Linked DNA regions of Mus musculus: region 1 is linked to region 2. A link is a loop called in an ENCODE intact Hi-C map of the cell type or tissue named here. Cell type or tissue: gastrocnemius. All regions are shown on one strand. Each heading gives the region's core, and the rest is flanking DNA. Links, peaks and the distances in the headings are about the cores only.

What was found. A loop is a pair of places that touch in the nucleus more often than their neighbours do. Peaks named below come from ENCODE experiments on the same cell type or tissue, not always from the same donor. Only the 100,000 strongest peaks of a DNase experiment are listed, where the experiment ranks them.
Region 1: it touches region 2 in a loop (8-fold over the local background); 18 of 42 quality-filtered maps call a loop at or near these places.

Annotation. Positions count from the first base shown.
Region 1 is chr3:98,351,156-98,356,534 of GRCm38, reverse strand. Gm31420 (a long non-coding RNA gene) reads right to left here. Exons shown (of 3, transcript XR_001783933.2): 1 at 4,874-5,379; 2 at 4,374-4,542; 3 at 1,236-1,742. Among named protein-coding and RNA genes, the nearest start is that of Gm31420, 2.9 kb to the right of the region's middle. In gastrocnemius, for the core only: a CTCF peak has its summit at 2,442 (motif pointing left); a DNase peak (open chromatin) is centred at 2,451; H3K27ac peaks cover 1,052 bases.
Region 2 is chr3:98,440,587-98,445,965 of GRCm38, reverse strand. It overlaps a transcript of Gm4450 not described here. Among named protein-coding and RNA genes, the nearest start is that of Gm4450, 14 kb to the left of the region's middle. In gastrocnemius, for the core only: CTCF peaks have their summits at 2,347 (motif pointing right) and 3,521; no DNase peak of the experiment used is centred there.

The DNA of each region.
Region 1 (5,379 bases), core at 205-5,204, 89 kb after region 2:
CCTTGGATCACACGGTAAAAAATGGAAGGAGAGAGTGGATCCTGAGAGCTGGCCCCTGGCCACATGTGCACCGTATATGCATGCATATTCACACATATCTCACACACCATAATAATAATAATAACAACAACAATTATAATAATAACAAATTTTTAAAATCACATCCCAAAAGGAAGGAGCAGGAAAATAGCAAAAAAGAAACACTGGATCAAACAAAGACTGAAACCCAGCAGCGTGAACACCAGATTCTGCAGTTCAATATCGGGCATCCAGGTCACATGGGGTCATCATACGCTCGCTCTCCAAGGGGCCTATGCACCTCCACCTGCAGTCCATACAGCCAGGGCCTGACAGGTGCCACTGCCTGTCTCAGGTTTCCTCAGCCAGCACTCATCTTCCTAGCATACTAGGATCATGGCCTCTCTCTCCATTATGATGGGGGGAAAAGACACATTTAATCAAATTACACGGAGACTGAGCAGACGGGGAAAGCACAGCTGGGAGAGATGTGTGTCATCTTTGAAGGATGCCATGGTGGTAATGAGCTGGAACCAGTCATCCATCCACACAGGAATTTCCTCCCCAGGGCACACCTCATTCTGTGCATTCCATTCTATAAAACGTGCCACTCACAGTCGGCAAATGAGTGTGCAGCATGGGGACAGAGAGGCATTTGTGTTTCTGTCTTGGGTATCTCAGCGAGGCCTGGAAAGTGAACAATTAAAACAACCGATAGAAAAGTACACATGAGGCAGAAGTCACTGTGCTGTGTGCCTGTTCTTCCACAGGGTGGCTCACAACCCTCCAGACCTCCAGCTACAGGGGCTTGACACCCTCTTCTTACACATAAAATAAAATAAATACGCATTTTTCCACTGATTAATTTATTCATTTGTTCACTTTACATCCTGATCTCAGCCTCCCTCTCCTCCCGGTCCTTCCCTCACATGGCCCCTCCCTTCATCCCTCTCCTCTTCTCCTCTGAGAAGTGGGGAGACCACCCTAGGTACCACCCCACCCTGGCATATTAAGTCACCGCAGGACTAGGCACATCCTCTCTTACTGAGGCTAGACAAAACAGCCCAGTTAGAGGAACAGGATCCACAGGTAGGCAACAGAGCTGGGGAGAGCCCTGCTCCAGTTGTCGGGGTCCTGCATAAAGACCAAGCCGCACACTTGTAACATGTCGCTTCTGTCTCCGACCAGCAAAAAAGAGTGACGACACAGCGTTCTTCTCAAAGCAGTTTATTCAGGAAGCTTTCAACATGCAAGCAGGAATCTCCTCTAGCCCCAATCGCAATCCCTTATATAACCCCTCAACCACGCCCCATCAGCCCAGTCCGCGTAATCTCAGTTCATTGGCCTTCATCAAATGGCCTGATCTTGCATCATGGTGGGCCTGCGCAGCTCTCACGATGGACGTGCCTTATTTTCAGGTGTATGAGGAAGTCAGGTGCAAGTCATTAGACTTGGCTACAGTCCCGGGCACCATCTTGGGATAACCGCCACACCCACTCCCCACAGTAACATATGAGTGGGAAGCCTAGGTCCAGCCTGTGTATGCTCTTTGGTTGGTGGTCCGATTTCTGGGAGCTTCCAAGGGTTCAGGTTAGTTGACTCTGTTGGTCTTCCTGTGGAGTCTCCTTCCAAACTCCCTCTAATATTTGGTTGTGGGTCACTGCATCTGTTTCAGTCAGCTGATGGGTGGAGCCTCTCAGAAAACAGTTATGCTAGGCTGCTGTCTGCAAGCATAACAGAGTATCATTAACAGTGTCCAGGATTGGTTTTTACCCATGAGATGGCTCTCAAGTTGGGCCAGACATTGACTGGCTATTCCCTCTGTCTCTGCTCCATCTTTGTCCCTGCATTTCTTATAGGCAGGACAAATTTTGGGTGGAAAGTTTTGTGGATGGGTTGGTGTCCTTATCCTTCCTCTGGGAGTCCTGCCTGGCTACAGGGGATGGCCTCTTCAGGCTCCATATCCCCACTGCTAGGAGTCTCAGCTACAGTCACCCTCATAGACTCCTCGGAGCCTCCCCCATCCCAGGTCTCTGGCACATTCTAGAGATGCGCCCTCCACCCCAACTCTCACTGATTTTCCTTCACTCTCTCGGCCCTCTCTCCCCATCTCTCTCTACACCTAACCCTCACCCACCCTGTGAAATTAGGAAATATCATCCCAAGTGAGTGAGGTAACCCAGACCCAAAAGGAAATCCATGCTATGTACTCATTTTTAAGTGGATATTCGTCATAAAGTACAGGATAACCATGCTACAATCTACAGAGCCAAAGAAGCTAAATAACAAGGACGGCTCAAAGGAGGATGCTTGAATCCACTCAGAAGGGGAAATAAAACAGTAGTCAGAGGTAGATGGAGGGAGGGAATAAATAAATTAAAAAAAAAAAAAAAGTTCTAGTGACTTCTCTTGATCGCCACCTGGTGGACACATTTCTAATTTCCAATCGGATGACAAACTGGGCTGGGATCGCTTAGATTCCTCTCCTGGGGGACCAGATTTTGTTTCAGTTCTCCAGCCCTTTGCACAGTTAGCACATGATAGACAACCAGAAATCCTGTTGAAAGAGTAAACACTTATGCAATATGAGCCGGATAAGGTATGGAAGTCCTCTACGAACTGCTACTGGGGAGGGGTAAAGGGTGGGTGGGTGGGGAGGTGGGTGAGAAGCTGAGAAGCAGACTTCTAGGCCTTTCTGACTGCAAAGGCCAGTGCAGGACGGGGACTGAGCAGGAAAATCCATTCCAGGCTCCAAAGAACCTGAAACCGGTTCCCAGAGTTCTTGCAGGGAGCCTGACAGAATTTTCTATGAACCTAACTAGAGTCTTATAATGGAACAGACACAAGCCCTCTCCCCAAAAGGAACATAAAATGACTTAACTTATCCATGTCACTTTAGCACTGACCCCAACTCCACAGCTCCAAGCCCCCAGAGAGCAGACCTCAGGACATCAGCCAACAGTTATCCTTCTGTTGGAGAGAGCCTTCACTGAGAGGTCCAGCAGCTATTCATAGATTTAGAAATAGAACTCTTAGCTGGGCACAGTGCTGCATGTGTGTAAATCCAGAATTCCAGAGACAGAGGCAGAAGGATTATTAGAAGTTCAAGGTCACCCTAGGCTACAGAGTGAGACTGTGATTCAAATATAAAACATATGCTGGCTGTAGTAGCCCATGCTTTTAATTCCAGCACTCAGGTAGATCTGTGAGTTCCAGATCAGCCTGGTCTATATAGTGAATTTTAGTACATCCAGGTCAATATAATGAGACCTGTTTCAAAAAGAAAGGAAAGAAGGGAGGAAGGGAAAGGAAGGAAGAAAGGGAAAGGAAGGAAGAAAGAGAAAGGGAGGAAAAGGGAGAGAGGAAGGAGAGAGAGAAAACAAAAAAATTAATGGGTGGCAAGAGAGTTCAGTGGGTAGAGGCCCTTGCTGTCAAGCCTGAAGACCTGAGTTCAGTCCTCAGGACCCACGTGGTAGAGAGAGCCAACACCTGTAGGTTGTCCTCTGATCTGCACATGTGCACTCTAAATAAACCTACTAAAAAATGAAAGAAGGCTCAGAGGCGTAGCACTGGTGATATGGCTTCATTGGTAAGAGTTTTGTTTACCGTGCATGATGCCCTGGGTTTGATCCTTACCACCGGGCTAGGTTCAGTCCCCAACATCATATATACTGGGTGTGGTGGCACATGCCTGCATTCACAGGACTTAGGACGTGGAGGCTGAAAGTTCTTAGGTTCAAGGTCATCCTTGGCCACATTTGTAGGCTCAAAGCCAACCTAGAATATGTATGTGGTTCCCATCTCAAAATAATAAAGAATAAGACCAGGAACATAGCTCCAAAAGAGGCTGGGTATGTTGGCATATACATGTTACACCAGTACTGGCTTCTACATGCACCCATGTACACACATGAAAAATGCATCTTTATTATTATACAGTATTCTTTAGTTTTACAATGTTGGCTCCAGTAACCTTTGAAATGCCCCCCACCATAAAAACAAACAAACAAACAAGCAACAACAACAATAGCAATAACAAAAAAAAACCCTCTGTGTTCCTGGGCAAAAGTTAATGAGCCTTCACTGACAATCTCTGCTCTCTCCACTCTCGGCCACACACCGTGGCTCTGATCTCTGCCTACATGTATGTATGCATGGCTACTTTTTAAATAAGGTCAGCTGGTAACCATGGGTCAAGGAGCACCAGAGGGCAGGAGTGTCTTTTCTTTGAAGTTTCAGGACCATCAACTCTACGGAGAAAGACCAAGCTGTTTCTTCTCTGAAGATGAGTGATTTTCAGAGCTTTAAAGTGGTGCCCTCTCTTCCCCGTCCCCAAAATAGCCAACACAGCTCACCTGTGCTTCCCTCTGCTGGGTCGTGCGATTGAACCACTCCAAGCCTCTGCAATCTGAGTTACACAACGGTGAAGCATTTTTTTTTTCTAAAGGTGAAGATTTCATTTGTGCTGTTCAGCTGATTCTAATCAGCAACGTGGGCTGAAACAGCAATTCTTTAGCTGGTGTGCTGTGAAGATAGGTTTGGAAAAGATAAGTTTGATGTAGACAAAACAGACTCGATTATATTACATAGGTACAAAACGCAGTGTATATAGTACACCAAGGTCTACATTCAAACCTGACACACACACCACACATGCACACACCATACATACATACATACATACATACACACACACACACACACACACACCCTTAGTCCTTTGACTTAGCTATGCTAACAGTTATGGGAAATTTTCTAAAGCCATTGGTCACAAGCCCCTAGGAAAATCTGATGCTTCCTTTAAAGAAAATGGCCATGAGCTCAGCACTTCCCAAAGTAGACCTGGATAACTTACTTTTCCGGATGTTGTGTCAAATGCCTGACAAGAGACAATTTAAGGAAGGAACCAAGAAGAGATGCAGTCTGCCACAGCAAGGCAAGCATGCCAGCGGGAGTCTGAGGCAGCTGGTTACATTGTTTCCAGACAGGTAAGAAACAAAGGAATGCTCAACTCACCTTCCCTTAAAAAAATGTGATTGTGTAACTACATGTTCGCGTTGTGTCTGTTTGAGTTTGTACAGGTGAGTGCAATCTTCCCCTAGAAGGCAGAAAAAGAATGTAGGACCCCCCTGGAGCCAGAAGGTGGTGGTTGTACAGGGCCCAGTTGTGAGTGTTGGCAACTGAACTCAGGTCCTCTGCAAGGGCAATGCAAATTCTTACCCGATGAGCCCACGCTCCATCTCCCCACCTTCCTCTCATCCTGACAAAACCCAGCACATGAGATTCTGTCCCCTCATATTCAGGGTAAGTCTTCTCTGAATGCACTTTTATAAATCCACACAGTGTTGTTTCCTAGGTGCT
Region 2 (5,379 bases), core at 141-5,140:
CTGTCCAACTTGTCTTTGGGTCACCAGAAGCCTTGCAAGTCACTGGCCCAGTTGCAACCCTTCAGCTCTAAGCACTTGTCCAGCAATGCACAAGATGTGCCTCAGCTGCTGTGACCCAAGGATGGGTGGCTGATAGTGAGTTGCCTGGAACCTCTTGTAGGTTAGAATTTCATCAGGGCTTCCACATCTCCTTTCCATGTGCCAACGCATTTCGTGTCTGAGAAAATTCCCATACCTTTATGAAGCTCAAAGAAAAGAACAATAAAATCTTTTAATGCTTAATGTGGAAAAGGTGTGTGTTTGGTCACTCCAGTGGCCACCTTTCTTTTCTATATCCAGTGAAGTCCATAGTCAGTGCTGGTGAACCTGACTCCTGCTTAGTTGAGCGCAAGCCTGGGCCAACCATCTAATCTAGAGTGCTTCAGTTCAGCATTGCCAGATCACAGACCGAATCTTGCTCCTGGTCTTAGGAAATTAAAACTCGCCTCCCTCTGAGTGGTTGAGCTCACACTGGTTGGGGAGGTGGGTAGTGTATACCACAACTATAGAGCATAGTCTATCCCTCTAGGGCAAGTCTCCTTTCCCTCCTTTTTAGCAAAGAGACTCTCTAGAACCAGAAGAAGCCTTGAGAAGTACCCAGGAGGTCATGAACACGATAACAAATGGCCCTGGGCTGAAGAGATGATCTGAGAGTCTCCTTCTAATGAACACCCACACACAGACTAAATGTATCTCCTACTGAGCCATGGTGTGAAAATCTACTATCCCCAGCTCTAAATGCAACTGCCTCCCCCTCTTGTTTCATCCATTTCCCATCTTCTCTCTCTCTTTTTCCTTCTATTGATTTAGCCTCTTTCACGGTTTCTCTCTCTCTCTCTCTCTCTCTCTCTCTCTCTCTCTCTCTCTCTCTCTCTCTCTCTCTCTCTTTCTCTCTCATTGCTCCCAGTGTCTCTGGCCAGAGGAAGCCAGTCAAGACAGGTTTCAGGTCTTACATGATAATGGAGTTAGTAACTGACCTCAACTCCCACAGATGAAAGAAGCCCTACCTGCTCAACCAGACAGCCCCAAACTAAACAAGGTGTGGGGGGCTCCGGGTAGGGGGAACAAAACTGCCTGTCTCTTGTAATACCTGGGATTGCAGATTAGAGCCTCAGTTTCTACCCTTCCCATTTCTAATGTCTGCCTGTCTGTCTGCCTGTCCATACACAATTAAGCCATCATTTATCTGTCTGCTTACATTTATATGGGTGTTTTGACACATATATGTCTGTGCACTTAGTGGATACATGTCTGGTTCCCTTAGAGGGCAGAAGAGAGTTTCAGGTTCCATGGGACTGGTTAACAGACAGTTAAGTCACCTGCCTGTCATATGATATCACAGAGAGAAGTAAAATCTCACCCAGCATCAAAATTTCTTTCTTACCTCATATTTGAGGAGTAATGTTTATAGATTGGAACTGAGTTCCCATACTACAGTCAGGAGGCAAAACCATGCTGAAGTTCTATACAGCAAACCAAACCAAGAGTCCTGATCACTACAATAGACAGAGTTGGGAGAGAGAGAGAGAGAGAGAGAGAGAGAGAGAGAGAGAGAGAGAGAGAGAGAGAGAGAGAGAGAGAGCAGCACCATTTCACACAGGCTAGTAACAGAGTAGGAAGACCACTTTGTTTCTCATTAACACAGAGACAATCTGTCTTTCCTTGCCCCTGTCATATCAAGAAACTTTTAATTCAGGTAACTGGACAATGTTCTATGGTATAAAAGGAGAAGTTGCCTGTTTCTGGAAATGAAAGTAAATTTCAGGGCAGATCTCTAAACCACAGTTTGTTATACATTTGTGTTTTGACTCCTGCATCCCTAAATTCTTTGTGTTGGAGGACAGTCAGTGAGGATGTAGCTGCAGCATGCACTCTGTAAAGGGAAGGGGAAATCCTCAGGAATCCCTGCAAGGGCTCAAGTGGAGCTCACCACTGGACATCCAGGCTGTGGGCAGCTGACGGCTGCAGCACATACAACCCAGGCACCTTGCAGAGAGTGAGCATCCATCTGCCCTGGGGAAACTGAACACCTTCCCCAGGCCTGTTCTGTTAGATCAGAAGAAAATGGGACTGGTGGGGAATGAATGGATCTTCCATCTTGATGTTTAGCCTACTTGAAATCCCTTCTTGATCCACTGAGCCAGTTTCCAGAGGAAAGCAGCCTCCCAAGCTCTAGCAAGGGTGAGTGGAACGAAAGGAGAGTGAACTGGTTTGTGTATCTGGCTCGATAAGGCCTTAGAATGCTTTGGATAACAAAGATCTCCTTCCTTAATCAACCTGGACAGAGTGCTTGGTGGCAGTTAGGGTGACAACACACAAGAGTTCCTACAGGCAAATCATCACAAGGGGGCAGTAAAGGACCAGAAAGAATGGCAGCAGCCCAGTTCAAAGTAAGCCTCTTTTCCTTTCCCCTGCATTCTGTGGTCTTGGAGTAAGGGAACTGTTCACACACGGGTCTAAGTGTGATGTACTTATGGATGAAGGTAAGGGAACTGAACAGAAGGTGTCTGGGAAAGCTCAGATGACAGAAGGAACTTGAGAAGGAGAGCCAGGGGACTCCATGCAGGGATGGCAGCCTGAGTCTGATGCAGAGAGGGTCAGTGTGCAGGAGGGTAAGGAGGAGGGCCAGGGAAATAAAAGAGCCTGGATACCACTTCAGCTGGGTTTGCTGAGGGACATTAGGTGTGTCAGGTGCAAGACAGAGCTGGGCCCTTGATAAAGTTGGCATCTGAGAACCTGGGAGATCCAATGACAGGTGTGTTTAAAAGGCCATCTTCTGGAAAGTGGCAGGATACCAAAGGCTTGATCTTTGATGTTCAATTCCAGGAGTGTGAGCTTTAGGTAGTAGAGTGAGTGTAGCTCAAGGAAGAGGGTGAGTGAGTGAGTGAGTGAGTGAGTGAGTGAGTGAGTACTGCTGTTCACGTGGGTGTAAAATCCTTAACAAGATGTGGGATGTTACAGTGATATATCTGTCTCCCCTTGACATGAGTCCTAAGTTTATACTTCATCAAAATCAGAACTTTCAGAAAGCTTGGTACCAGCTTTGATTTTAAAGAAATGTGATCTGATGAAAAAAATATATCCAGGCAGTGGTGGCACATGCCTTTAATCCCAGCACTTGAAAGACAAAGACAGACAGAACTCTTTTTTTAAAAAATATTTTTATTAGGTATTTTCCTCATTTACATTTTCAATGCTATCCCAAAAGTCCCCCATACCTTCCCCCCCAATCCCCTACCCACCCACTCCCACTTTTTGGCCCTGGCGTTCCCCTGTACTGGGGCATATAAAGTTTGCATGTCCAATGGGCCTCTCTTTCCAGTGATGGCCAACTAGGCCATCTTTTGATACATATGCAGCTAGAGTCAAGAGCTCCAGGGTACTGGTTAGTTTTTATTGTTGTTCCACCTATAGGGTTGCAGATCCCTTTAGCTCCTTGGGTACTTTCTCTAGCTCCTCCATTGGGGGCGCTGTGATCCATCCAATAGCTGACTGTGACCATCCACTTCTGTGTTTGCTAGGCCCAAGCATTGTCTCACAAGAGACAGCTATATCTGGGTCCTTTCAGCAAAATCTTGCTAGTGTATGCAATGGTGTCAGCGTTTGGAAGTTGATTATGGGATGGATCCCCGGATATGGCAGTTTCTAGATGGTCCATCTTTCATCACAGCTCCAAACTTTGTCTCTATAACTCCTTCCATGGGTGTTTTGTTCCCAATTCTAATAAGGGACAAAGTGTCCACACTTTGGTCATTGTTCTTCTTGAGTTTCATGCGTTTAGCAAATTGTATCTTATATGTTGGGTATCCTAAGTTTTTGGGCTAATATCCACTTATCAGTGAGTACATATTGTGTGAGTTCCTTTGTGAATGGGTTACCTCACTCAGGATGATGCCCTCCAGGTCCATCCATTTGCCTAGGAAATACATAAATTCATTCCTTTTAATAGCTGAGTAGTACTCCATTGTGTAAATGTACCACATTTTCTGTATCCATTCCTCTGTTGAGGGGCATCTGGGTTCTTTCCAGCTTCTGGCTATTATAAATAAGACTGCTATGAACATAGTGGAGCATGTGTCCTTCTTACCGGTTGGGACATCTTCTGGATATATGCCCAGGAGAGGTATTTCGGGATCCTCCAGTAGTACTATGTCCAATTTTCTGAGGAACCGCCAGACTGATTTCCAGAGTGGTTGTACAAGCTTACAATCCCACCAACAATGGAAGAATGTTCCTCTTTCTCCACATCCTCGCCAGCATCTGCTGTCATCTGAATTTTTAATCTTATCCATTCTGACTGGTGTGAGGTGGATTCTCAGGGTTGTTTTGATTTGCATTTCCTTGATGATTAAGGATGTTGAACATTTTTTTCAGGTGCTTCTCTGCCATTCGGTATTCCTCAGGTGAGAATTCTTTGTTGACCTCTGAGACCCATTTTGTAATGGGATTATTTGATTTTCTGGAGCCCACATTCCTGAGTTTTTTTATATATTTTGGATATTAGCCCCCTATCTTATTTAGGATAGGTAAAGATCCTTTCCCAATCTGTTGGTGGTCTTTTTGTCTTATTGACAGTGTCTTTTACCTTGCAGAAGCTTTGCAACTTTATGAGGTCCCATTTATCGATTCTCAATCTTACAGTACAAGCCATTGCTGTTCTATTCAGGAATTTTTTCCCCTGTACCCATATCTTCGAGGCTTTTCCCTACTTTCTCCTCTATAAGTTTCAGTATCTCTGGTTTTATGTGGAGTTCCTTAATCCACTTAGATTTGACCTTAATACAAGGAGATAGGAATGGATCAATTCGCATTCTTCTACATGATAACCGCCAGTTGTGCCAGCACCAATTGTTGAAAATGCTGTCTTTCTTCCACTGGATGGTTTTAGCTCCCTTGTCAAAGATCAAGTGACTATAGGTGTATGGGTTCATCTCTGGGTCTTCAATTCTGTTCCATTGGTCTACTTGTCTGTAGCTATACCAGTACCATGAAGTTTTTATCACAATTGCTCTGTAGTATAGCTTTAGGTCAGGCATGGTGATTCCACCAGAGGTTCTTTTATCCTTGAGAAGAGTATTTGCTATTCTAGGTTTTTTGTTATTCCAGATGAATCTGCCGATTGTCCTTTCTAATTCGTTGAAGAATTGAGTTAGAATTTTGATGGGGATTGCATTGAATCTGTAGATTGCTTTTGGCAAGATAGCCATTTTTACAATGTTGATCCTGCCAATCCATGAGCATGGGAGATCTTTCCATCTTCTGAGATCTTTAATTTCTTTCTTCAGACACTTGAAGTTCTTATCATACAGATCTTTCACTTCTTTAGTTAGAGTCATGCCA